2 separate regions of the Mus musculus genome follow, and region 1 is linked to region 2. The links are chromatin contacts, found by Hi-C or POLR2A ChIA-PET in ENCODE. All regions are on one chromosome and are shown on one strand. Each heading gives the region's core, a stretch centred on a gene start or an enhancer-like site at or near the end of the contact. The rest is flanking DNA. Distances are from core to core; before and after follow the strand shown. Region 1 holds the start of 2310015A10Rik (RIKEN cDNA 2310015A10 gene). Region 2 overlaps Rad51b (RAD51 paralog B).

Region 1 (2,700 bases), core at 106-2,605, 630 kb before region 2:
AGCGCTTTCTTGGGTTCTCTCCAGGACCTTCCTGCTCCCTTCTTCTAGACCCCTCTTTAGAATTTCCACAGAAAGGCCTTTTGTGACAGCTTCCACACAGCCCAGTATAAATCACACATGCTCCTTGATTCGCAGTGAAGCCCTGTCCCAACAATCCCTTCAATGAACTGAAAAGGCCAGGTAGCGTGGAGAGTACACCTGCTTCCGTAACGTACCAGACGTCACCACTGTGCCATGCAGTACACTATAGACCACTGTCTGCTTCCCACTCACGACTGTAGGAACTTCCCGCAGAAGAATACTGTGTTTATTGCTAGTCCGGGGGAAAACCCAGAATTAAAAATTCAACTGTGGTTTCTACTGAATGTATATTATTTATGTTTCACCTTACAGGTGAAATTATGATAAACTGGGGACTGTTTGTAGTTCCCTATTTATGTCTTCTTTCAGTGCCTTAATATTTTCCTCTATAAGAACATGGAAACTTTTCCAAACTGGGCCTGGTGAGATGGTTCAGTTTGGTGAAGGTGATTCACAGGCCTGATGATCTGAGTTTGGTTAGAATCTACAGAATCCACATGTTAGAAGGAGGGAATCCAGTCTTGAAAACTGCCCTGATTTAAATAACTATATAAAATATATACACACATATACATATATGCATATATATTTTATAAGTGAATTAAAACTTTTTCAAGGGGCTGGAGAGACGGATAAGCAGTAAAGGTCATTGGCTACTCTTCCAGAAAACCCAGGTTCAATTCCCAGCACTCACGTGCTTACAACCTTACAAGCTTACAGCCATCTGTAATTCCAGTTCAGGGGATTTAAAAAGTCCTCTTCTGGCCTCAAAGTGCACTGCAGGCACACGGTACATAGAAATACATATAGGCAAACAGCCGTACACTTAAGATTTAAAACTTTCTCAAGTGTCATCTTAGATTTGTGAAATTATCCCGCTAAGTGCCATATGGTTGAGAGCTCCATCAGGGTCCTCTGTGCTCTGTCTGCATACTGTATACTGGAGTGGATGATAGAACCCTGGCCTAAGTAAGTGGGCTGAGCTGGTAGATTCAGGACCAGCGGCCAACAGCAGCAACATTCACCCTGGAATGCCATAAAATACAAACTCTGAGTTGGAGTCCGACCAACAGATGGGAAGACGCCTAGGGAAGTGTGGTGTACGCTTTTGAGAACCCTGTAGAAAGGGTCTCAGTGCCCGGTGGTCCAGGGCAGTTAGGATGGCCCCGCGTGTGCCATTCGGCACACTGGCCAGTGGAGGGCAGTGTTGCCACGCCCATCGAACGACCTCGGCTGCTTGAGCGGCGTGAAAGGCCGGCTGGGGAAGACCGGCGGGGCGGCCGCAGTCTGCTCGCCCGGGCGACAGACGCTCCGAGATGCCGAAGGGCCAGCAGCGGCCCCGAAGCTCCGGGCTGGCCGCGCTGTCGCTCTGCCGCGCCCCGGTCTCGAAGGTTCGCGAGGCTCCAGGGCGCAGGGGAGGAGGCTCGCTCGGGCCGGCCGGGGCAGCCTGCCAGAGAGGGCGGCGGAACCTTGACCGCGGCCCCGGAGGCAAAGGGCAGCCTCCGCGTGATGCCTCGGCGAGCAAAACAAGCCGGCCATCTTGGCGCCCTTAACCAGCTCCTGGCCGCTCCGGGCGCGGCCAGGGGTCCGGCCACCGAGCCCCGCGGCGGGCCTGGGATTTGGAAACCGTAATGCCATGGGCGTGGGGAGGAATTTCTAAGAACGGGAAGAAAACTCGAGGCCCTGGCACGTTCCCTGGGGTGTTTGGAAATGCCATCAGTTAGCCATTAGTAGGCAGGGCCAGCGCTTCGGTCAGTGATTGGATTTGTCCCAGTCGCCTCCTAGTTCTTTTTGCCCTATATTCAAAGAGCTTAAAAGTCATGGGTGGTTGAAGTAGGTCAGAGTGATCACCAGGCTGTTGTTGCCTGGCAGCCCAGTGGCAGGGTCCGAGACAAGGTGGTATTCCAGTAGATGCCCTCGGGCCGTACCAACCCAGGGTCAAGGACTAGCTGCTCCAGTGCTATATGTGATCAGCTCATTTCCAGTTTCTCAATCATTCTGATGTCATCCGAGGGACAGAAGACCCCACGGCTCCTCCTCTTTGCCTAGTTTACACATCGGGGTTGTTCTAGCATTTGTAGTTTTCAGGTTCTAGAATATTCTTTTCCTCTGTCAGCCCCCACTAAGAAGCTTTCTTGATTTCCCCCTTTGTTTCCAGTGAAGGTGCCTCTTCCTGGCTAGCCCACCTACATGCTGTCATCACTGGGCTTCTGCAACTCTCAGTCTTTGTGGCTGCACCCTTCCCTTCTGAATCCTGAGGACCCATGAGTGTCAGGCCCATCATGAAATTGGTCGTCTTACTGGGTACGTAGGTCATGCAGGAACGGGTCCTTGCAAGAGGACTACCAAGCGACTGAATAGGTTTTAATCTGGATTGGGGCCTAGGAGTTATTCACAGGTGTTTTGAACCTTCAGCACAGGAGTATGTATAATGGTGTTTCCTTAAGCCCTGTAATGGAATCCTTTTGTGTGTTTACTGAAAGTTATTCTGAGTAGAACTGTCAGGGTGTGTGCGGTAGGAACCAAAACCATAGGTGTGAACCAGACTGAGAAGATGGGCCCTCAGAGCCCCCTCTGTGCAATTCTGTATGGCTTGGGCTATGGGCAAAGGGAAGACAA
Region 2 (2,700 bases), core at 186-2,685:
ACACATGCACAATTCAAGAGCATAACAATGTGAATGAATGTAACACACAAATGTCAGAGAACATGGAAACTTCAGAGCTGTCATAGAAGCTTGGCCTACCCATATTTATAAGAGAGTATGAGCCTACACAAGACATTGTGGTAGACACAATGATGCGTGGCTGGTCTTTCTTATTAAGGAATTTATTTTATCTGCAAATCCCTTCCTGCGGAGAAACAAAGGTCTAGAGTCACAGTTGTTAAACTTTTTGGAAATTGTTGGAGCCCTGCAGGATTGTGTTTAGCATACAAAAAATTGTAACTGATGACTTCTGATGCATTTATTTTGCAAAAATCATAAGATAAAATAACCCCAAAACACTTTGATACAGATAACACTTTTTCTTTTCCTCAAGGAAAATTATTTTCTAAAACAAGATTTAGTGGAAGAGTAACATCATTTACATTCTTACAAATCTGCTGAAGTTCTGGCCTGGTCATTGACAGCTGCCTTCTAAGATCAGTTTTGGCACCAAGGTATAGAAAGCAGTAAGACAGAAGGAATGGAAAAGGCAGATCATGTCTTCTGATGGTGCTGAGCAGGGCTTGGCCTCACAGGCCTCCTGAGAAGATCTCAGTGGCCTCCAGGGACCCAAGATCACACGTTAGGAACCACAGTTCCCCAGGAATAGAAGTAAGTGTTCAAAACCGGGCAGATCATAGTGTCAATCCAGACTTGTAGCTTTAACTTAGGGAATGGAGTTCATGACTTGGGCTTGACCTTCTAATGGACTTATCTTCTTGTAGGCAGAGAAGCTCAATGGTCTGCTCTCTAGCACTGTGAACACAACCTTCTCAAAAGGCTTGGGATAAATAGGGTTTAGCACAATGTTGAGGGTGACCATATGCCTTATTTGTTTTTGGGAAGCCTTGGGGATGTTTTTAAAACAGGGTGTCTATTAAAAGAGCCCCTTAGTCTTCAAAAGTATCCCAATTTGGTGGTCAAATATAGTGGTCAACTTGAAGATACTCTTTAAAAGCAATGCAAGGTTCCTGCCTCTTCCCACTGTGTGGATAAGCAGAAAGAAGCCAAACTGGTTCAAATAATGCTATTTAACCCAAGCCGGGAGAAAACGACTTCCCACCTCAGTGTCTTGTGCCATGCTGAACAGTTCTCCACAGCAGCCCATGCTGTTTACTCAGTCCGTACCTAGTTAGAGTTTGAATAATGAGATGCCACTTTGTTCAAATGTCTCAGATCGGTTGAAATGTAACCTGTAAATAAAGGCCACCAATTAACAGACTAAGTTAACGAACCACTAGTCTGTCAAAACATTAAGCAAAACCCTGCACACCAGTTCACTACACAACCAGAAATCAAGGCAACACAGTAAGACAAGGGACTTCTTTGAAGAAGTAGTGAGCCTGCCAAGGCCGAGCCCCGTGAGCATGGCGGGGGGGTATGGAGAGAACTGAAAAAGAAGGGCTGTAAAATCTGATTAGTGAGCCTTGGAACTGACAGGAATCTGGCTCTGCAGCCCCGAGTGGCAAAGAAACCTTAGCAGTTGTCCAGGCTTTTAGTAAGGAGGGCAGAATTATAAGAACGTTTTTATGAGTTGTGGCTGGCAAGCCCTAGCCTGTTAAAGGTCTTTAAAAACCAATGCCTTGGTGGAGGTAACACTCAGTGTTTACCATAGCTCTGGTTGTTAAGGGTTACTGCTAAGGTCCTGGTTTTCCATGACATCAGCAGCATTCCGAGGGAAGTGTGTGTCAGTGACTTTCAGTAATGACTTCTTTTTCCAAATGTTCAAAGCTTCTGCCAGGCTGCCCTGCACCTGCACGGCAGCTGAACTGCAGGAAAAGGAAAAGCAAGACAGATTAAGTGGGATTTTTGTCTGGATTCCTTAATGAGACTAAAGGCTTTTCTTCCTTCTGCTCTTGGTTTCTGTAATAAATCGATGCCAGCCCCTTTAGGAGTGACATAGCTCCTTTTTAGCGTCTCATAAACTCATCTGATTGTCTGCCATGACCTCTCACTGACATATTCTGGAATCGACGTTTGAGAATTTTTCTTCTGCAGGAAAGGTTTAGGGCTTAATGGAATGATCAACATAGCAGGCTCACCCGCTGGGTGAGTTTTCTGAGGGAGGTATCTGTTGTGTCTCAAATCTGTAGAAAACAAGAGTATCATGGAGACCTTGATTTGTGGTTGTTCTAAGATTCATCTGGCTTTCAGCATCCAGATGTGGTCTCTCAAGGCAGCAGTAGAACTTCTCCTAAGGCTTCGCCTTGCTGAAGTCAGGGGTGTGGTTAGCCTGATTGGCAAGCTTCTGGTGATCACTCAGGGGCCAGTGCTGACTCGGCACTTCTGCAAGACCTCTCTCCCAAAAAGCCTTGAAGGACACTATCAACATCAAGCCATCGGTAGTCATGACAACCATCTGAGTAAAGAGGTGCCAAATATTAGTTCAGGTGGGAGAACTGGTGGGTGGGTGAGGAGACTGTAAAGCCTGTTAGGAATAAGGCCGTGGGAGAGCTCACAGAGCATGGCCACCACACAGAGCACGGCCACCACACAGAACAGCCACTGTACATCAGACTTGCCCCAGCTCTGCCTAAGCTACATTAACCTGATGGTTTGTCCCAATCAGAAGAATATGAAAATGAGCATTTTGTTCATAGGCAAAGCTTTAAGGTATCAACAGAAAACAGGAATAGAAGC

What was found. A loop is a pair of places that touch in the nucleus more often than their neighbours do. ChIA-PET counts read pairs that join two places held with the same protein, here RNA polymerase II (POLR2A).
Region 1: POLR2A ChIA-PET joins it to region 2 with 10 read pairs in Patski. The contact joins the promoter of 2310015A10Rik here to the enhancer-like site in region 2. A Hi-C loop is called at or near these places in 1 of 37 maps with a recorded cell type or tissue (gastrocnemius). POLR2A ChIA-PET finds 5 or more read pairs at or near these places in 1 of 5 experiments (Patski).

The regions. Positions count from the first base shown.
Region 1 is chr12:80,131,499-80,134,198 of GRCm38, reverse strand. It overlaps 2310015A10Rik (RIKEN cDNA 2310015A10 gene), which reads left to right and starts at 1,355. Exons shown (of 3, transcript NR_033514.1): 1 at 1,355-1,472; 2 at 2,240-2,385.
Region 2 is chr12:79,506,262-79,508,961 of GRCm38, reverse strand. The region is part of intron 7 of Rad51b (RAD51 paralog B); the gene reads right to left. Among named protein-coding and RNA genes, the nearest start is that of Rad51b, 210 kb to the right of the region's middle. Within about 2 kb of position 1,435, at least 1 of the 3 ENCODE cell types and tissues checked has a DNase peak (open chromatin) inside an H3K27ac peak, as active enhancers do; it is gastrocnemius, where a contact is called at or near this core.